Linked DNA regions of Homo sapiens: regions 2 and 3 are each linked to region 1. A link is an interaction called in ENCODE POLR2A ChIA-PET data of the cell type or tissue named here. Cell type or tissue: Panc1. All regions are shown on one strand. Each heading gives the region's core, and the rest is flanking DNA. Links, peaks and the distances in the headings are about the cores only.

Evidence for each region. ChIA-PET counts read pairs that join two places held together with the same protein. Peaks named below come from ENCODE experiments on the same cell type or tissue, not always from the same donor. Only the 100,000 strongest peaks of a DNase experiment are listed, where the experiment ranks them.
Region 2: POLR2A ChIA-PET joins it to region 1 with 5 read pairs; 4 of 35 experiments call an interaction of 5 or more read pairs at or near these places.
Region 3: POLR2A ChIA-PET joins it to region 1 with 5 read pairs; 2 of 35 experiments call an interaction of 5 or more read pairs at or near these places.

What each region holds. Positions count from the first base shown.
Region 1 is chr11:102,474,680-102,480,799 of GRCh38, forward strand. All of the region lies in intron 1 of LOC124902740 (a long non-coding RNA gene), which reads left to right. The region is part of intron 1 of LOC102723838 (a long non-coding RNA gene); the gene reads left to right. Among named protein-coding and RNA genes, the nearest start is that of TMEM123-DT, 25 kb to the left of the region's middle. RefSeq lists a silencer at 2,222-2,271. In Panc1, for the core only: no CTCF peak of the experiment used is centred there; no DNase peak of the experiment used is centred there; H3K27ac peaks cover 2,020 bases.
Region 2 is chr11:102,560,162-102,568,402 of GRCh38, forward strand. No RefSeq gene overlaps it. Among named protein-coding and RNA genes, the nearest start is that of MMP7, 34 kb to the left of the region's middle. In Panc1, for the core only: no CTCF peak of the experiment used is centred there; a DNase peak (open chromatin) is centred at 4,170; H3K27ac peaks cover 2,162 bases.
Region 3 is chr11:102,203,391-102,211,631 of GRCh38, forward strand. It overlaps YAP1 (Yes1 associated transcriptional regulator), which reads left to right. Exons shown (of 9, transcript NM_001130145.3): 5 at 2,503-2,684; 6 at 6,127-6,174. Among named protein-coding and RNA genes, the nearest start is that of YAP1-DT, 97 kb to the left of the region's middle. In Panc1, for the core only: no CTCF peak of the experiment used is centred there; no DNase peak of the experiment used is centred there.

The sequences.
Region 1 (6,120 bases), core at 1-4,000:
CTAGCATTGATCCTCAAACTTTGACATGCATCAGAATCTCCTGGCAGACCTATGAAAATATGGGGGCTGCCCCCTCCGCCAGAGTTTCTGATTCAGTAGGTCTAATGTGAGACTTGAAAATTTGCATTTCTAACCAGTCCTCAGGTGTTGTCTATGCTACCAGACCACACTTTGAAAACCACTGAAGTAGATGGAAGTATCAAAAGTGAGGATGATTACAGTGTAAGAAAACTGACCCAATAGGGTTATCTGCAATTCTCAAGATAAAAATCTAGAGTGGGCCAGCTGCAGTGGCTCATGCCTGTAATCCTAACACACTGGGAGGCCGAAGCGGGTGGATCATCTGAGGTCAGGAGTTCGAGACCAGCCTGGCCAACATGGTGAAACCCTATCCCTACTAAAACCACAAAAATTAGCCGGGCATGGTGGCGCATGCCTGTAATCCCAGCTACTCGGGAGGCTGAGGCAGGAGAATTGCTTGAACCCAGGAGGCGGAGGTTGCAGTGAGCCGAGATTGCACCACTGCACTCCAGCCTGGGCCACAAGAGTGAGACTCCATCTCAAAAAAAAAAAAAAAAATCTAGAGTGGTCTCTATGTGACTCTCTAATGCAATTCTAACACTGTATGATTGTGCATTTTCCTATTTTAAATTACCAGTCTTTCAGAGGGAAGAGTATATAAGAAGATTCTTCCCAAAATAATTTGTGCAAATTGTTGACAGCCGAAGTTTGTAATGCACATAAAAGTAAAACTTTTATGTGTTTATTGTTCATTTTCCAGGAAGTTCTCAATTACAAATAGGCAGATTTATTTTAGGGAAACAGATTAGTAAAACCAGTTTTTCACTAGATTATTTACAAATTGTCTCACTATACGTTATACATATTACATGCAAAGGAGGCCTTATGATCCTTTTTTAACTATTCTCTCATCAATATTAAGATAGAATTCTTTAAAAGGAATGTAACTGCTCACCCTTTTGAAGTGTTTAAATGTCTTCACTAAAAATTTGACATTTTCTACTTGATTTGGTTTACTTTTTCCTGAAAAAAGTGAACACAGTGAAAGGAAGTGATAAATAGGGATGCAAATGGGTTATCCTTTCTTGTTCTAAAAAATTAGTCTTAAGTTTATTTTTCTCTCTATAGGAGATAAAAGATGTATGACATGGACCACTTATGGTTTAAGCTGAATTGCCTCTGTCTTATAATTTTTACTGAGATTCAGTTTATGTTTGACCTAAAAAATTTAAGTATCATACAAAGAGTTTATATAAGAACTTAATATAATTTTCTATAGCTCTTTTAACAAGTTGTAAACTATTTTATTAACCCTTTCTTTAAAAGGCTACCAAGAAGCTGATAATTCATGAGAAACAGATAAAATGACTATAAATTATTCCTCTCAAATAGGACATTTGGCCCTCTTTCTAAAATAATTTCATCATCTCTTTAGAGAGAATAAATAGTCTTTGGCAGGGAGCTAGATCTTGCAGATCTAACAGGGGGTTTTCCGTGTTGCATCAGAATAAGAATTCAAATAGAATAAGATAATTAACTTGAAATTCCAGGCTTGGGTCCACTCCTGACTATCTACTGGACCAGGAGCCTGTCTTGTGCCTTGCTCTGATGAGTAATTAACTTCAGTTTCTTCATTTGTGAAGTAAAGGGCTTAGACTAGATCATCTTTAGGGATTCCCTGAGCTCTGAAATGTTTACACTGTTAGAATAGGCCTAAGGCTATCAGTTTCAATTATGTTGTACTCATCTGTTTCACAGCTCTTCTTGAATATTTTGTTCAATATCAGAAGGATGTTGAGAACAGGGCATGTAAGGAGATGGTGAAAGGTCTAGGAACATGTTAGTAAGAATTGGAGGAACGGAGCTTGGAAAAGTGGTTCAGGGTGGGAGAAGTATGAGATCTTTTTCTCTGAAAAATATGGAATCTCTCATGTGAAGAAGGCAAACATGTATTCCAAGAACAATGGGTGAAACTTGCAAGGAGACAATTTCAGTTCCTATATACCCCTTTATCTCCAACTTCCAGTCCCTGATCCTCCAGAAGATCTTTTGATCTCTGGGCCACTGGCTTAAACTCTCCTCCAAATCCAGTCCCACCTCCTCCACAAATTTTTATGTAAGTTCTAAAACTCCAGCTTCCCTAGAAAATCCTTTAAACATCAACTGCCTGCTTTATCTTTCCTTTCCTTGCAAAATTTTCAGAGAGCACTCCAGCCTGATCTCTAGGCTCAGAGTATACAGGTCACTTGTGTCAATGCTGACAGCCAGAAAATAAACCTGGCACAGGCCCTGGTACGTGCAGCTAGTCTTGCTTTGCTGTACCTTACAACTCCTCCTACTTCCTGGTGTTCTGTAATCAGACTCCTCAGCCACAGACCTTCCTATACAATGCCTCCTGTGAATATATCCTGGATCCCTACTGCAAAGAATTCATGTCCCTTGGACAGAAACAGATCTTCTAAATTACAAAGCCCTTTTGTCTCCACTTTTGAAAGAGCCTATCAAATTTAGAGAGGAGTTAGAAAGATTAGTGGCCATTTATAACCCCATTCATAGGAACCTCCACTGGCTACTAAGGGGTGTTCTTTACACCCATGATTATACTGTGGTTATCAGACATTCCAGAAAGCCCCCAAATGAATGTCTTACCTCTAGAGGGAATAAGTGGCCAGAACTTCTCCCAGGTCCTCCTACAATTGACCAGGAAATGGCTGAGTTATGGGGCCTGATAGGGACAATATTAGAGGCCTTTTCCTCTAAGGTGAAGTGGTCTAGGGTTGAATTATGTACTCAGAAGAAAGGGGAACATCTTAAGGCCTATATGGAATGATTTATACAAACTTTTGAAAGGTTCACTGCATTAAATTCTGAAGCCCTAGGACATGAACAATTTTTAAATTCTGCCTTGGTTAGAAATCACCCTGATACAAAGAGGCAAATCCAAAATAGTGTCATTGGCTGGACAGGTCATTCTCTGAATGTTATTATAGAAGGAGCTATGCAATTCTTTAAAAATAACTTGCAGGAAAATAAGAGGAAAAACGGATTAAAGTCAATAGTACTTGCTTTGAAAATTGATTCTTTACAAAAACAAAATCATAACTCCAGGGAAAACTCAAAACCCACTCACCTTTCTCCCCAACCACAGAGCTTTGTCTTCAGATGTTTGCAGATATTGTAAAAAACAAGGGCATTGGAAAAACAGCTGTCCTAGACTTATGAGAAAGGAAAGCTTAAATAACAATCTCCCTAGACCCCAGCACCTTCACAAGGTCAGCTTTCTCTCTTCTGTGGGACAATACCCCATCGATTGATGGGGTCAGCTAATTTTCAGTCACCCCCTAGATCCCACTATTAAACTTACAGTAGAGGATTGGGAACTGAAATTCTCTTTCTTTTTTTATAAGAGACAAACTCTAGCTATGTTGCACAGACTGGACTCCTGGGCTCAAGCAATCCTCCTGTCTCAGCCTCAGACTATAGACATGGGCCACAGGGCCAGCTGGGAACTGTAATACTTAATTGCCACTGGTGCAACTGTCCCTACCATCTGCTCAGAGGATCTCTCTCCCTGTCACCTCTGCTTCTATTCAAGCTATTGGAGTTTCTGGGCAACGTATTTCATTGCCCATGTATCAGGCCACTGCAATACCCTTAGGCCTTCTTAACACCCATCATGTAACTCTAATAGATTCATTGCCCAATGTATACAGCAAATCAATATGCGGAGACACATATTGGGGGCAGCAGAGAAAGAGGTTTAATTGTAGGGCCACCAAACGAGGAGATGAGAGGAAACCTCAAATCCACCTCCCTGAGGATTTTGGGGTTAGGGTTTTTAAGGATTTTGGAGTAGGCCAAAGTGTGGAGATTGTTGATTGGTTGAAGGGTACAGGGTAAACTAATGACATGGGAGTTGAAGAAGCTGTATTTTCATGCTGATCCCATTCCTCTATGCTGGAATTCAGGGTATGAAACAAAACGTATGATTCTTATGTCAGAGATCCTGTCTGTAGGAATAATGGGGATGCAAATCAACTCTTAAACAGTCTTACAACCCTAATGTCAGCAATCCTATCCAGAGGAACAATGTGGTTACATCTGCAGATGCTCAGATTCTAGTGCTATGTGCCTTTCAGCAACAAGGAAGTGGGCCAAAGTGCAGCCTGATTAATGCTGAATTATAATTGTATTTCTCTAGAAACCAATATGCAATGCTTGTCAACCCTGTGGGAGTGTTTTCAGTCAAGGTTTTCTAGTTTCTGAGTCCTCACCAACAAACCTGTTAGGTGGAGATGTGTTATACAATGTAAAGAGAGAAGCATTTTTATTTCCCTGGCCTTAGACTTCCTCCTTTCCCTAATGGAAATTCATCTTGATTTTAAATCCTCTGAAGAGGAAGCAACCTTTAAAGATGTCTCAACTCATCTCCCAGCCTCACATGCCAATGAGATTGAATTGCTACTGTGTGTGGAGCCTGTAGTTATTGCCTGGAAAAGAATAAATCTTTCCTGATAGTAGCTCAGTATGCCCTCTCACAAAATGCAGAGCAAGAAATTAAACCTGAGAAAGAAAGAAAAAAAAAAAACCCTTTTTATCTAAGGAATGCAAACTCCTTTAAATTATCAGGCCCAGAGAGGTATTTATAATATAACAGCAGTCAGGTTTCATTCGCCCTTGAGCTAAAGAATTACCTCTTGAAGCTATATGTGCTATATGAGCTATAGACTAACTGATGCCATACAGCCATAAGATGTCATATACCCTATAGTTTAACAACGTATAGACAATCACTAACCAATGTGTTTCTGTAAATCAGTGAGAATTCTTGATGAACGTATTTTGTAATCACTCCCTCTCCTGATTCGTCCTTTTTCTTTAAAAACTTGAGCCTTTCCTTTGTTCTCCCAAAGGCTTGCCAAGGCAACCTGGAATCAGGCTGCAATCCTCAGCCTTGGCACAGAAAAACTCTTTAATTTTGCCTCAGCTTCTTCCTTTTAGGTCAACAAACTTATAATAGACTGTCTTTTACAGAGGGTGTTCTTGTCTTTATTTCCTTCCTTACTCTGTAATACCTTAATCTTGCCAGTAAAGAAATAAGGAACATTTGATTCAGACAGGAATAAAATCTATTGATTTGTACAAGATCTAAGAGCCCATAAACTCCTTTGTGATTTTTCACCACCCCTTAGTCCCTAATCCAGCTGACATTTCTACTTCAATTTCTGCTGATACAGCCTGATTTACAATGATTGACATCTGCTCAATTTTCTGTTCAATTCCATTGCGCCCTGACTCAAAATTTCTCTTTACATTCACATTTAGAGGGAGAAAATGAACATGAACTCATATAGGTCAGGGATACCATGAGTCCTTTTCAGTGTTTTCCCGAGTCCTTAAAGTCAGCTTAGACTCTGTGTCCTTTACCCAAGGCTCTACTCTTGTTCATTATTCCGATATGATCTTTTAGTTTGTTACTGAACTAAGCAACCCACTCTTCCAGACTCCCTCATTTTCCTAAAGGCACTAGCTCAACAGAGGCCATAAAGCCTTCCAACCTAAACTTCAGTGGGTGCAAATAACTGTTACTTATGTAGGATTGAATTGCTAGGTTGTCATATCTCAGAGCACTCAAAAGCTCGCCCCAAAATGCCTAGAGTCAGTTTTGTGCATTCCCCTCCCAAAAAAACATCTATGTAAATTTCTAGGAGCAGCTAGTTATTGCCACCAATATATTCCTAATTTTGTTGCCTTTGCTAAGCTCCTTTATACCCTCCTCCCAGATATTAATTCTGAGCCCATTTTCTTGGCCTGCAGATCCATAAATCTCCTCCGGAGCCTTAAAATTAACATCCACATCCCCTGCTCTCAGCTAACCTGATTTTGACAGACCTTTTCGCCCATCTCACCATGACACAATGGGATTGCTGCAGATATTTGGAACAATTTTTTTGCCTCTCTGATACACCCTGTAGCATATTTCTCATGTCAATTGGACCCCCATGCCGATGTGCAGTAGCCACAGCTACCACCCTAATAATTGACAAAGCCAGCATATTCTGATATTACACTCCTTCATTCATCCATATGTTCCCCATG
Region 2 (8,241 bases), core at 2,496-6,495, 88 kb after region 1:
TTAAGATGTTCTCAGTTTAAAATAATTTTTATACCACTTTGGTGAGCTGTTAATCTACCCAGTATCTAATTTAGCAATCTTATTTTAGCATCTTTTCTTTTACTAATTCGATACACCAGTCTTGCATATACTTCTTTAAACAGCCTTTACCATCCTAATGGTTCCCTCATTAAGTTTAAATATTTGAAATGTGCTCACTATGTATTCTCATAAATATATTTTTGAACATTAAAAAGTTTATACTTTGGCAATTTTCTATACTTTTTCATTCCTAGTACACAGTAGTTCTCTTACATATGCATGTATTAGCCTTTTGTTAGTTTATAATATCATCATTATGGGAAAAGTATTCTGAGTTCTGAAGAGCCAATGAAGAAAGTTTTGAAACACACCCGATTTTAACTTGGGGACTGTCTGTACTATATTTTTTAATAGTCTGTGGTTTCGTGTTCTCTGGTACTTAAATTCCTAAGCTTTACTGCCTTGAAGTTCTTGGCACACCATAGGCAGATTAGCCACGTGGTCATGTTTTGGAGTTTGGGTTGTGTTAGAAGTTTGGGTTCTGTTAGAAGAATAATTAAATCTTAGGCAGAAATTGGCTGACTTCCTAATAGGCAAGGTTAAGTCTCATGATGCTAGGCTACTAGGCAGGGTTTCTTGGCATGACAGCTATTACATTGAAGTACTTGACAGTTTTCGTTGTAAAGAACATTCTTATTTATAAAGTAGCTCCCTCATATTTGTGGTTTCACTTTCTGCAGTTTCAGTTACGGTCAACCGCAGTAGGTTATTTTTATGAACATAAGATATTTTGAAAGAGAGAGACAGAGAGAAAGAGACCACATTCAAATAACTTTTATTACAGTAAATTGCTATAATTGTTCTATTTTAATATTAATTATTGTTAATCACTTACTGTGTCTAATTTATAAATTAAACTTTATCCTAGGTATGTATATATTGGAAAAAAATAGTATATATAGGATTTGGTACTATCCCCCCACTGCAAGCACCTACTGGGAGTCTTGAAATGCAACCCTTGTGAATAAAGGGGGACTGCTGCACCTCACTAAATTCTCACCTGGTAAATTTAACCTAGTGTTCTTTTATTCCCTCCTCAGTGGAATTTTGACACTTGGTTGTGATATTTTATGAAAAAGCCCTATTCAAATAATTTTTGGTGCAGTTATGAAATGGATCGCCAATTTTATTTTTTCCTCCTTCCTTCTTTTCCTTCTCTGTGGTATTTTAAAATATTTCACAAAACTAGTGTATAGAATATTAACACACTTTACAGATGATAACTTTTAGTCACAGCATCCTCAGTTTGGAAACCTGCTGAATAATATTGTTCATATGATGACAAGTTTGAAATGAAGGCACATTATTTTGAATGGCTGTGTCCTATGGCCCAGGGTTACCGAAAATGTGGTCCATGGGCCAAGGCCTGCCTGCAAACTGTTTACTACCTGTCTGTAATGAGATTTCTACAGAACTTGAAAGCATTTGTAAACTTTTGTAAGCAATTTCTCAGAGTAATTTTATGTCTGTTGAATAAACTTACAATGTTTTCCTAAGAGAAGGATGTGGTTTGTCACTTGCTGTTTCTTCTCCTCCTTCTTACTTTCTTCCACTCCTCTTTCTCTTTCTCCTGTTACTGTTACTGCCCCTGCTGCTCATCTTCTCTTTCCTGACTTTATTCTTTGTCTTCTTATTCTTCTTTTTGCCTTCCTTTCCCCCTCTTCCTGCTCCTTGTGATTCTTCTCCCTTGTCCTCCTCCTCCTCCTCTAGATATGAAAGTCCACTATATTCACACAAGGTATGTAAGTAATTGTTCCTTTCAGTTACCTTGAGGAGAACTAATTAATTTAAAATATTATTTTAAACACCACCTTTATCTTATAGCTCCAGTGAAAAACTGCATTTTGTAACCTACATTTTTTTTATGGAATAAATTCCAGTTTTTCAGCTTGATTTTCAGGATCTTTCCAATGTAAGCCCAATATAAGAGTCCTAACTCTTCATAATTCCCTTAAAAATTATGATGATTTCCCCTTTATTGTGTATTTATACCATTTATCTTCTAAGAATGGATTCTCCGCTGATTTATAATTTGATTCACCCATCTAATGAGTATTTAGCATCAATTAAATGCTGGGCAATAAGTTCCTGCCACTCAGGAGTTTAACATCCAGAACGTAGTCAAATACTTACCTCTTCTTTGGGGGCATCTCCATGAGGTGTAATTAGAAAAAGCAGAGCCAGGCGCAGTGGCTCACGCCTGTAATCCCAGCACTTTGGGAGGCCGAGGTGGGCAGATCATTTGAAGTCAGGAGTTCGAGACAAGCCTGACCAACATGGTGAAGCCCCGTCTCTATTAAAAATACAAAAAAGTTAGCTGGGCATGGTGGCACATACCTGTAGTCCCAGCTACTCAGGAGGCTGAGCAGGAGAATTGCTTGCCTGGGAGACAGAGGTTGCAGTGAGCTGAGATCACGCCACTGCACTCCAGCCTGGGAGACAGAGTGAGCCTCCGTCTCAAAAAAAAAGCACTAAGAGTTGTCAGAAGAGTTGAGAGTCACAGGGATTGGGGACTGGGATATAAATCTTAGCTGGTCACGACCCCTAACTCCTTGGGTCTCCTTTGTGTACTCATCTGTAAAGTGGGTATGATGCTGATCTTTCCTTCATAAAGGATTTTTTAAAAAAGATTATATTAAATAATAAGATGAAAGAAGCTGGCACAATGTAGAATTTATTCAATGCTATTTTCTTCTTGTCGCCTATGAAAAAATTTTACTTTCTATTTACTTTAATTCTGACACCAAAGGCTATCCTTTTCCTGTTCTACACCATGCACATTCTAAACTAGTTCCATTTCCTGGTACTATCTTCCTGTTCCAACTCCCCTTTTTATTTATGCAATGCCCACTCTTCCTTTTCCATCTGCCCAAATTGTGTACTTCCTTCAGGATGAAATTCAAAACCTCACTCCTCCAAAATCACTCATGGGCCCCTTGACTTTTCTGGAATTCTCTTATAGAACTACTTCAGCTCTTGGCTATGTTATCTCTGGTGTTGACCATTTTATTAATTTCATCTTGCCTTCCCAATGAAAATGAATGTTCTTTGATGGTAAGGAATTTGTCTTTTTTCCCTTTCTTTCTTTGCATTCTTTTTTTTTTTTTTAAATAACAACCTCCTGTCCAATTATATGGTATTTGTATTTTTCTGTTCCCTAGAGTGTAGAGCATATGAAAGATAGTTAAAAATACAGCAGAAACTTGACACTGGTGAGGGATATGGGTAAGCCATGCTATAATGTGGATGCCCACGGGCCAGAGGGATTTACTGCTCATGTACTTCTCCCATCTATACCATCCTCATGATGCAAGTGCACCAAATTTGCCCTTTAGCAAAATGGCAAACTCATGTCCTTGGACATCTTGTGCTTGCAAAAAGCTGAAACCTCAACTGTCAAAACCTCAAATGCCAAGAGTTTCTTATGTTTTTGATAAAACTGTGGTTGTACCCAAAAGTACTTGATGAAAATTTTTTATTTAGCCCATTATTTTGGCATTGTACTGCCTCAGTACTCATCTCCGATTACCTATCAGGTGTGGGTTTGAAGGGTGGTTCCAGGGTGAATACAGACAGAGGAATATCTTCTAGTTCTTGCCTGGAGGCTCTGGACCCACCCGCACTTTCCCAGACCTGAAGGAACAGCAACTACCAGATGCCAAGCACTGCCTTTAGGTGCTCAGATGAACTTCTGAGCCATATCACCTGTCCTCAAAAGCCCTGACCCAAGCAGTGTCCCTTCTCTCAGATGTCCCCTCTCTCAGTAGGTTCACCCAGTAACCAGTTTTATGAAGAATAGTGTTTTTCAAAATGGGAAGAGAAAGCAGTGCTTTGACTTAGAGGACTCTCTTCTGTTCAATTTTAACTTTCAATGTATAGTTTTTAATTGTAGAAGTTACTTCAAAAGGAAATTAAAGAATTGAAACCCCAAGTCCCAGCATATTAGGAACTAATATTAGAGCTTACTTTCAAATAATGGCTAACTCTAGTGGAATGCTTACAAGGTACCTGTGTTGGTTTTTCATCGCCCTGACACATACATGAAAGTAAGTCTCTTCCAGAGAGTATCTGATTCTATGACTTTCTCTGATGACTCACCTATGACTTTCTCTGATGACTAGGCTATTTTATAGCTCCCTAGAAATAGAAACTAAGTTGTAGAAAACTGATAACAATGCAGGTTTTTCCTGTCCACAGTAATGCAAATCATTCTTTTTTTTATTCTTATTTTTATTATTATTATTATTTTTTTTGAGACGGAGTCTCACTCTGTCGCCGAGGCTGGAGTGCAGTGGCGCGATCTCGGCTCACTGCAAGCTCCAACTCCTGGGTTCACGCCATTCTCCTGCCACAGCCTCCCGAGTAGCTGGGACTACAGGCGCCCACCACCATGCCAGGCTATTTTGTTTGTACTTTTAGTAGAGACGGGGTTTCACCGTGTTAGCCAGGATAGTCTTGATCTCCTGATCTTGTGATCTGCCCGCCTCGGCCTCCCAAAGTGCTGGGATTACAGGTGTGAGCCACCGTGCCCGGCCGCAATTGATTCTTGTTCACAGAAATGCAAAGGCATATTGCATTTAGAGATAAAACTTTATTATGTTTTATAAAACATTATAGAGATAAAACTTGAAAATGTTTACTGACCTATGGGATATCAATCAGTTTTGCATTTATTAGCAAAACCATTTTAGCATTCCTAGTTGCATGTATACATCTCCAAATTCTCCTCATTCTCCAAATTCTGTTTCCTCATTAATTAATTAAATCAACAAATTATTTGACACAGGTTCATTTTACATGTGTTTGAGAGTCATGATTTTACTTTGTAAAAAATTATAGTTTAGCAATTTTGAAGGTTCCACTGAAAAGCCCAAGTGGGCTTTCCTGACAAAGTAAACTTCTGATGGGGTTCAGGACACATTACTCCAAAATATAGCACCTTGGCATATTAAATATTTTAAGCTGAAGACATTTGAAAAGCAGGAAGTTCACTCCACTTTCCTCCCAGTCTTTCTCTCCTGAAGCAGACCATGAAACCTAGGAAGGATTTTCTGATCTTTCCCTGAAGAAAGAGGCCGGGTGCCCTCCCAATACCTGGAGGAAAGGAATGTCCTTATCTTTGAAGATAAAATGACACTGAGAATAATCTGTACAAACAAGATGAAACTGCCTTTGCAAAATTATGACAATAAGAGAAATCTGACATACTTGACTCCATCTTGTTTCTGACCTCCAAGATGTCCTTGGTCATTCCTGGGCATAGGCCAACTTAACTTTGGGAGAAATTTATTTTTTTTATTTTTTATTTTTTTGTGATGGAGTTTCACTCTTGTCACGCAGGCTGGAGTGCAATGGTGGTCTTGGTTCACTGCAACCTCCACCTCCCGTGTTCAAGCAATTCTCCTGCCTCAGCCTCCTGAGTAGCTGGGATTACAGGTGCCTGCCACCACGCCAGGCTAATTTTTATTTTTTTTTCGAGATGGAGTCTCGCTCTGTCGCCCAGGCTGGAGTGCAGTGGTGCGATCTCGGCTCACTGCAAGCTCTGCGTCGCAGGTTCACACCATTCTCCTGCCTCAGCCTCCCAAGTAACTGGGACTATAGGCGCCCGCCACCTCACCTGGCAAATTTTGTATTTTTAGTAAAGATGGGGTTTCACCTTGTTGGCCAGGCTGATCTTGAACTCCTGACCTCAGGTAATCTGCCTGCCTTGGCCTCCCAAAGTGCTGGGATTACAGGCGTGAGCCACTGCACCCAACCTGTTTATAATGTAACTTGCAAGCAAGGATGAGAATAATCCCTCAGTAAACAAATCCCCTCCTTGTTTAGGGACCAAAGACCATCTTTGTAAGACTAATGAAAGGCCCCAAGAATAGGATTATGTGGGGTGGTGGGCTGAACTCTGCTAAGATGTAGGCATCTTTCTATAATCCTTTACTGCTCAGGAGTCATGTGGCCAGAGGTCACAAGATTTGTGACTTCCTTAATTGCTCCTGTAGATAACATCACGATTGTAATACCTAAGATTATTTTTTTTTGAGACACTTTCTGACAGACCCAACATGGACTCATGACTCAACTGAACCTGTGGCCCCACTCAGATGTGGACTCAGGGCTTGAGGACTGTTTTCCACACCCTTATGATTTCATCCCCTGCCAATCAACAGCACCCATTCCCTAGCCCTCTGCCCACCAAACTCCACAGAAACCCTAAACTCTGAGCCTTTGGGGCTATTGATTTGAGTAATATTATAATTCTGTTTCCTGCATGGCAGGGCCAGCCTCGTGTCAATTAAACTCTTTCTTTACTGCAGTGCCATGGTCTCCATGAATCAGTTTTGTCTGTGCAGCAGGCAGGAAGAACTCATCAGGAGATTGCAAAGATTTGCTGTTTTCCCCATTTTATTACTATTAGATCATACATTTTGTCCAAATATATTTCTCCATGACAGTTCACTTGTCATCAAACTTAATATAAAAATATGCAGATTCTACCATTTTTTTTCTGGTCTTCATTTTTTTAATGAAAGCTTCTGTGTCATGTGAAACTTATATTAAATAAATTGTATATTTTTGTCTTGAGAATCTGTCTTTTGTTAAGAGGTCTCAACTGTGAACCTAGGATGGTTACAGAAAAGAAGGTTTTCTCACCTTACACTGTGTTGCTGGAGAAGTTTACCAATGGTTGCTTAACGTCGGCACATCTTTTCTTGATTGCCAGAGTAAATTCCAAGTAATAGTAGAACTTTGGCTTTGCTAACTCACTCTCTGTTTATCTAGTTTTATCCCTCTCTCTCTAGTAATTTTGTGTTTAGTTCTTGTTTCTGGTTTGCCTATAGTCAACAACTTATTCTCAATTGGTTGTTGCAATGATTGGGAATTTGGTTTTTATGATGTAACCATTTGGTGATCGCCGTACATGATGGAGAAGATTTTTTTGTTGGGTAAAAAACAACAGAGAATCTGGTAAGTTTTTGTTTGTTTTTCTTTATGTTCATCTATTTGTGAACTCAAATCAATTCAGAACGTTGTGCCCACTGGGAAGAAGACTAGATTTTTTATATCGAGCCTAGTTAGTGTTTGTATTTCTGTGTTTATTCTTGACTCATGGCACAATTGAAAGACTGAAGCCACAAGCTCTCTACATATCAATGTGTCTATATGTATTAGTATTTGTCATTGGGAAAGATACTGCCCTTTAATTGTAAGAGTTGGAAAAGTTTTTCAGCTTTCAGAAAGTATTAATACTAGAAAGTATTTATAAATTAGATTATAATGTCTTTTAAAGAAGCTCTCATCTTATTTTTATAGAGATAAGTAAGCCCTTATATAATTCAAATATTTCCCCAATTCACAGAAAATAAGAAAATTGAATTTTTAATATGTTAAATGTACTTGATTTTTTAAAAAATTCTTTTTACAAAGACTGTTAGCTCAAAAAAATGATAAGACTTTAAGTTTACATAGTAACGTGAAATCTTTGGCAGATCTGACTGATTTAGTAATTTTTTTAAATAGCTGAAGCTTTTATTTGATTTATCAATATTGGGTAAAATATATGCTTTAGTCCATTTTCACACTGCTATAAAGAAATACCTGAGACTGGGTAATTCATAAGGAAAGAGGTTTAATTGACTCACAGTTCCTCATGGTTGGGGAGGCCTCAGGAAACTTACAATCATGGCAGAAGATCAAGGGGATTCAGGCAACTCTTCACAAGACGGCAGGAAAAAATGAGAAAGAGCAAAAGAAGGAGGAAGTGCCAAACACTTATAAAACCATCAGATCTCCTGATAACTCACTCATTGTCATGAGAACAGCATGGAGGAAGTCACCCCCATGATTCAATCACCTCCCACCAGGCTCCTCCCACCTGGGGAACATAATTCAAGATGAGATTTGGGTGGGGACACAAGGCTTAACCATATCATTCTGCCCCTGGACCCTCCCAAATCTCATGTCTTTTCACATTTCAAAACTAATCATGCCTTCCTGACAGTCCCCCAAAGTCTTAATTCATTCCAGCATTAACTCAAAAGTCCAAGTCTAAAGTCTCATCTGAGACAAGGCAAGTCCTTTCTATCTATGAGCCTGTAAAGTCAAAAGCAAGTTATTTACTTCCAAGATACAGTATCAGATAGCATGCTCCCATTCCAAATGGGA
Region 3 (8,241 bases), core at 2,039-6,038, 270 kb before region 1:
TTTGATAATATTAAGGAATTGGTAAATTTTGATAGTGTAATCATGGTATTGTAATTATATTTTTCTTTTTTTAAAGAAGGCCCTGTCTTTTTAGAAATACATGTTAAAATTATGGGTAAAATGCTATATTGTTTGCTTGAAAATAATTGGCGCTGAAAAGTAGTTGAGGATAGAGGTAAAAGAGATTGGCCATGTATTAACAATTGGGAAGAAAGCGAGTGATGAGTACACAAGGATTCATTATCTGTATTAATTTTTCTACTTTTCTATGTTTATGGAAATTACCTTCAAAATGTAAAATATATGTTTGGAAACATAAAAATATATTCCAAAATAGCTCATGAATTAAATGTAAGTCACCATAGAAATTACACGTTTTTTGGAATAGAACAGTCATGAATTATACTATTTCAAAACATGTGGGATGCAGGTAAAGCAGGACTTAAGGGTAAGTTTATTGACTTAAGTCTTCCAAAAAAAGATGTAAATGAATTAAGTTCAATTCAAAAGTTAGAAAATGAAACACAGAAAAGCTGGAGGGAAAAAGAACAGAAAAAATAGAAATAAGTTAATAATGCAGTCATCTTTTATTAACAGGTAGCTGAGAAGATTGGATTGAACTAAGGCATTATTCTGAGGGAGGTTGGTCTGTAATATTCCTCTCTTTAATATCCTTGGTTCTGTCTCGGTGCTGTGCTAGCCTGATAGAAGAATTGGGCAGTCTTGAGCCAGGTATGATGCTCGCCTGCAGTCTCAGCTGCTTGAGAGACAGACAGTAGGATTGTTTGAAGCCAGGCATTTGAGACCAGCCTAGGCAACATAGTAAGACAGAAAAGGGGAAAAAAAAAAAAAAAGGTGTGCTAATGTAAAGAGAAATTAAAAGTAGGACTTCTGTTGTCTTAAATAGTTTCTGCCTCAGTGAGTAACTACTCAACTTATGTAGAAATGGCTCAGTATTTTTTCAGCGCACACTTTGTGCCAGATGCTGTGCTAGGTATTGAGGACACATAGATGACTACGATATGACCCATACTCCTGTGGCACTCAGTCTGAGGGAGCATATAAATTTGTAAGTAAAAAATTAGAATCAGGCAATAAATGTCAGTAGACAATATGGAAAAGTTCCCAGGCAATTCCTTGAGAGAAGAAAATTCTTAATGTATAGGATGGGCCCAGCCTTGTGAGGTTTTGCTCAAGTAGTCTCCAAGAAGAAATGGCATTTACCAAGCAGCCAGTCTGTTATAATGGGACACATTAAAAATCACAAGGAGTTTGCTGTGTGACTGGGAGACCATTAAGTTATAAGAGCTGTCAGTGTATGTTATTTAGGATTTTTGTAGCAAGGTTTATATGAGAGATTGGCCTGTAATTTTCCTTTCTTTTAATATCCTTGTATGGTATCAAGGTTATGCTGGCCTTATAAGTGTTGGAAAGTATTCTTTCCTTGTTATGCTCTGGAAGAGGCTGTGTAAGACTGGTATTATTTCTTCCTTGAATGACTGCAAAGCCATTGGGACCTGGGGTTTTCTTTAGTCAATGTGTACTAAACATTTAGTAGAAACAGTGACCCAAAATTTCAACTTAAGTTGAATATGTATCTGAAAAGGTTTATTATTCTTACTAACATTTTCACATAAAACTTCCCTCTGCTCACTGAGGTTAATTCACAGTTTGATCAGTGTTGTATCAGTGACAGAAATTCACTAGTATAAAAACCCAGTCCATTTCTAACCACCAAATGGTGTATTACAGCTTCAAAAAAAAATTTTTTTTTTTTTACTACCTAGGCTTTGTGCTGGGGGTTACCATGGTGTCAAATGAGACAAATCCATGTCATCCAGATACTTGTGGACTCAATTTGATATGAGCAAGCATCAGATCATTTTAATCTACTTGCTTTATTGGGATGTGTATGTGGATATATTAAGGGCTGATTATTTTGATGGGCTTTGCTGTTTGGAATGCTTTGTCTTAATTTTTGTGGATGAATTTTTAATTTATATATTTCATAAGAAGTAATGAATTTGCATCATTCACACTTCAGAAGTTATAAATAAGGTTCTCCACCTTTGTCCTTTAGTCACCCAGTTTCCCATCTCTGGAGCCAAAAGATGTTAGTTGCTTCTTAGCTATTCATCAATTTTTATATCCTCTGAATATGCAATATATTCACCCCCGCTCCCTTCCCCCACCCCGTTTTTTTTAAACACTTTCTCTTCTGCACCTTGCTTTTAATTTAGTAAGTCCTTAGAAACTGTTCCTTATTGCATGTTAAAACTACGTCTTGTTTCTTTTCTCTTATGACTTCCTTGTATCTTGTGACAACAGTAATAATAAATTAATGTAGTCATTGTGATATTGATGGATTTTTAGGTTATTTCCAGTCTTCCTGCCCAAAAAAGTTACATCGAATATCCCAAATTGCTTTTGAATAATTAAATCATCATTTTATCTTCCTTCACTAGTTTTTTAGGACAGATTTTTTTTTTCTTTTCATTTCAGCCATGAACCAGAGAATCAGTCAGAGTGCTCCAGTGAAACAGCCACCACCCCTGGCTCCCCAGAGCCCACAGGGAGGCGTCATGGGTGGCAGCAACTCCAACCAGCAGCAACAGATGCGACTGCAGCAACTGCAGATGGAGAAGGAGAGGCTGCGGCTGAAACAGCAAGAACTGCTTCGGCAGGTGAGGCCACAGGTTAGAAACCAGCCTTCCACTTTTGGGGGTTTGTTTTCTTAAAGTTGGGCAGATTTCATTTTAACATTTATTAGTTACAGAGGAATGTTGTCTTTGTAAAACTGAGTGACACAGAAGCATTCTATCCAGCCCTGTCCTTGTCTTAGTTTTGTGACTGTGAATGGCCTTTGATCAAGTTACAAGGGATGTGACTTGGAAACCTGTATCATGAAGAGCTGTTTTGGTCATGGTCATTGCAATTGAGCAAAAATTGAAGGAAGCAAGGATGCTTTCTCTAATGTACATGGAATTGTGGATTGCTGTTTTTCTGAGGATTTCACTAAAGGGGAAATTCTAGAACATCACTCAGGAGAAAACATCCTTTATTAATAACTTACGTGGCGGGATACACCAATATGACATTTCTCAAATGACAAATATACTTCGGTATTACCGAATCTAAGAATTTTCATTGAAAACAAAATAAATGTTACCTTTGGCCAGGTGCGGTGGCTCATGCCTGTAATCCCAGCACTTTGGGAGGCCAGGGTGGGCAGATCACTTGAGGCCAGTTCAAGACAAGCCTGGCCAACTTAGCGAAACCCCATCTCTACTAAAAATAAAAAAATTAGCCAAGCGTGGTGGCACACACCTGTAATCTCAACTTCTCAGGAGGCTGAGGCACAAGAATCACTTGAGCTTCGGAGGCAGAGGTTCGGTGAGCCAAGATTGTGCCACCGCACTCAAGCCTGGGTGACAGAGTGAGATTCTGTCTCAAAAACAAAAAGTTATCTTCAAGTTTAGAAGATGCCAGTGTGCTTTAAAATTACCTGCTTATGGATGTTTTTTTATTTTGGGGAAAGTAGGACATAGTAGAGAGCTTTGAAGCCCTTTAATCACCAATTCCATCAGCTTTCTTCCAGAAGGTACTGTTGGTTTTTATGTTCCTAATATATATAATTAATCTCAACATTAATTTTTACTTTATCTTATTTCAGAGTGGTTAAATCTACTAAGTTCAGATATTGGAGATAAGGTCTTTTGTTAAGTAGCGTAGATATTTTTAAATTTCCATATAAAATTTTTTTGAATAGATAATAGAAAAATGGTATACTAGTGATAGATGTACAGAGGTGAAAGTACACTCAAAATAAGATCTTTTCCCTGTTTTTCTAGTTCTCTCCTATGGGGCCTAAATAACTATGAGTTTCTTAGGTTTTTTGTTTTTTGTTAATTTTTCCAGAGATACTCTGTTTACATACATAAAATACATGTATCTGTGCCATTTTTTCCCTAGCTAAATCACAGCATGCTAAGTATAGACATTTAAAAATCGTCATACTCGGCCAGGCATGGTGGCTCATGCCTCTAATCCCAACACTTTGGGAGGCCGAGGCAGGAGGTTTGCTTGAGCCCAGGAGTTCGAAACCAGCCTGGGCAACATGGCGAGACTCTGTCTCTTAAAAAAAAAAAAAGCTCTACATTTCTGTTACCAGGAAGGAGGCACCTAAAGGTCTGTTTTTTGTTTTTTGGGTTTTTTTTAGGGCTGTATTTTAAAAGTATCTCTTGAGTGTCAGTGAAAATATGTGAACTCAGTACTACCTGAACTCTGATTTGGGGTTTGAGGAATTGGTACTTCAGGAGTTAAATTAAGCCATGGCATCTGAGACAGGCTCACGTTGAAACTGTGCTTTGTCGGTAATCTGTCCATACAATTCTAGTGTGATTGGCATCAAAGGTAAACCCTGATAGAAGGAGTAAGACAGTATGTGCCAACATACGATGTCAGGAACTTGTTGGGGCTCAGAAAATGATACTCCAAAATATGGTTCTTTGACAAACTAAGGAAGCAGCCTCAAGTTCTATGCCAAAGCACAGGATGAGGCTGTTCCTTGAAGTTCCTTTATCTGCCTAGAAACCAGACCCACCAAAAGGAATACAATTGCCTTTGATCCCCTCCTCAAAATTTCATTAACCAGAGAAGCCTGAAACTTGTATGACAGAGGAAAAGACTAAAAATTAAATATCACACCTAGAGAGCTCAGAGGAACTTTGCCCAGACTATTGTCTGTTCTCAGATCCCATTCAGTTTCCAAAGAGAATTATTTACTAACCATTGTCTGTGTACTGGGCCCATTCATTCTTCCTAAAAATCATTTACTGCCCTTCAAAATGGCGTCATTTCCCTCATGTCCCCTTCCCCTGTGAAGAAGGGTATTATATAGTATCTGGAACTCACTTGGTTATTGGGTAATAATTGTCTTGCAATTTCCCCCATGCTTATGCACCTTAAATAAATTTGTTTGCCATTTTCTCCTGTTAATTTGTCTATTATCAGTTCATTTTCAGCGAACCTTTAGAGGGTAGAGGGGAAGTTTTCCTTTTGGCCCCTATAAAGTGATCTTGAAAGAAATGTTTCTTTATCTGACATAAAAAAGGATGGAGAAAGGAAGCATTATTGTACCTCTGACTTTCTAACAAATTACCATAAAGGAAGAATATTTTTCGTCTACTATTGTTAGAACACCTTAGAACCATCAAAAATATAATTACATGGCTAATAGAAAAAAAAAGAGCAGTTTTAAAATATGTTTTATGTAACCTATTTTCATTGTTTTTCATTTTGTTGTTGCCGAGTAGTAGTTGTTCTAAGTAAATACAGGTCTCAATTTCACTATGAATAAAAACTGTCAAAATCAAGAAACTAAAAAAAAAGTTCTTTAATTACTAATGTCAAAACCATACTGTTTTTAAGATAATTTGTAAAGTCTAGAAATGGGGCCATTCGCCATTTTGTTTTATGCCATAGATCATCCTGGGGTTTTTTGGTGGGCAAATGCTGCTATTTGTAAAACTCTTCCTTCCAAAGATTTTCCTAAATCTTTATTCTCAAACTTACTCTGGGTGATGGGTCCTGGACAGAATAGCTTCACTTCCTTTAAAGGTAACTTCTTTGTTTCATCTTTACTGCCTACTGTGTCGTCTTTTCTTATGTTGAAGTTGACAGACCTGCTCTATTCTCATACTAATAGACTATTTTTAGATTTTTTTAAAGTAATCACAATAAATTCAGTATATCTTAAGTCTTTTGGCTTCCTGTGAACTTCTTCCCTTGACAGTTTATCTTAGCACTGAAACATCAAATATATTGTATCTGCTTTATCTAATACTCAGAAACAAAGAACCTACGTGACCAATATCAAATTTTATTTTTTAGTTCTGACTCCTAAAGTCTTGCTGTCCTATCCTCAATGCTGTTAAAAACTTCTGAGGTTCCAGTTTTGTTATGTGGTGACTCCATTGGCTCCTGTCTTCGTCAGTCTGCTTCTTCTTGGGTAGCTTGGGAATTCTGTGCTATGGTGATATGTCTGGATACAATTTGTAAGTCAGCCTACACAGCCAGACCATGTGGCTTAAAGTAATTTTTATCCGTCTTATTTTTTACTCTTAGGCAATGCGGAATATCAATCCCAGCACAGCAAATTCTCCAAAATGTCAGGTAGGCTCTTATCTGATGTTTTAGCACTGGAAAAAAAAAAAAAAAGATATTAAATTAGGAAAGAGAAACTTACATTCCAGGGTCCTGTCCTTATTGGACATTAGCCCAGAGAATAACTTTGAGCCATCTTTCTACCAAGATACTCAGGTTAACATTGCCCTTCCAAGAAAGTCTACACAGTCTGCTCCCTCCCTGCTCCTCCTAGGGAGTTTCTGTTTATTTTGATTCCATGGAGGTCTTTTTTATTCTATATTTAAATGTATTGTGTCTCAGTTGTACATCCTATCAGCTAGGTATGCCTAATTTTTATTTGAATAGCTTAAAATAGTATGTGTAATGATTTAAAGGAATTAATAAATTGAACAGTAACAAAAGCAGTATTTACTTGGATAGGCTACTTTAGGAAATTTTAGAGTCATGATACTATGAGGAAGAGAAAAATTCTTTCTAGTGGACATTCCAAAGGAAAAATATCAAAATTATCAGGAGAGTATCTGCCTGGATAGTGTTTCAGGTTTTCTTGTTGGCTTTTATCAGCATTCTCTGATGAACCCCAGGGAGCCCTGGTTGTGAAGGCATCTTATTTAGAAGGAAAGATTGTGGCCAATTTTTCTTCTAACACAGGCACTTGTCTGACTCGTGGGAAGAATCTCGTTCTTAAAACCAAAAAGATTTTAGGTGTTTGAGGTCCACAAGATTAGAAGAAATTCGGAGCCAGAGGATCATTCTACTTCTCTTGGGGCAGAAGCAACCATATAATGCCTCACCTTCTATGTAACTTACTCTGCACTATGCTAAATAAGTACATTGTTTTAGAATCTGCTGTAGAAGTAGGAGTTGGCAAAATTCTACTCATTTTGGATACTGTTAAGTTGTCCGTTGGAGCACCATGATGATAAAAGTCAGATACAGTCTTCATAGAAACCAGTTAATTTTGTGAGAGGGAAAATCTCTATTCTTCTTTATCTATCTCATAAATGCCACCATTAATCAAAAGACCAAGCAAGGGATAACTCAATAATAAGCCATCTTCACCAAAGTTGAGCATAGACATTCTTATGATGAGGGGGCACTAATATACCATTTGACTGTGAAGTGCAGGATAGCATTGGGTCTTTATAACGTGAAGCCATTTTTTTCTTTGCCATTTCTCTGAAGTGTTTGTTTTGTTTTGTCTTTTTGTTTTTGTTTTTTGTTTTTGTTTTTGAGATGGAGTTTCGCTCTGTTGCCGAGGCTGGAGTGCAGTGGTGTGATCTCGGCTCACTGCAAGCTCCGCCTTCCGGGTTCACACCATTCTCCTGCCTCAGCCTCCCAAGTAGCTGGGACTACAGGCGCCCGCCACCATGCCCAGCTAATTCTTTTTGAATTTTTTAGTAGAGACGGGGTTTCACAGTGTTAGCCAGGATGGTCTCGATCTCCTGACCTCGTGATCCGCCCACCTCAGCCTCCCAAATTGCTGGGATTACAGGCGTGAGCCACCACGTCTGGCCTGAAGTGTTTCTGAAAGAAGAATTTTATTCATGATAAATGAAATAGAAACTAATATAGGAGCAGAAATTAACTCAAAGGAGATTTGGATTCAGGTAAAAAGTCCTCCATGCCAAAAAAATGTTGAAATTGTTTCCTTTTTTCCCAAGGTCTTATACCCTGAATCTGATAAATAAGTCAAATTCTTCTTGATCTTTGTTTCATACTTGAATAGAAAAGTAAATCTTTACTGTTATTAAAATTATCAGGAATTCTTAGATTTTTTAAAATAGTAAAGTTTTAGAAAAGGTGAGGCTTATTAGTAGTAAAGCTTCTAAGATACGAAGATTAGAGGTAATTACTCAGATTTGCCCAGACCAGAGCAAAAAACTTGAAAGAGGTTTTTAAAAATCTTCTTTGCATATGCTGGAGATTAAAATATTGGTTTGTTATATATGCTTTAGTTGTCAGTGTTTAATATTTACCTGGCATAATTGTGGAAAGTTATCAGTAAATGTATGAAATTCAAGTATAGGGTTATATTTGAAATAGATCAAGAAATCTGGTGGTATTTGTATCAAGAAAGCATGTGTATATTTT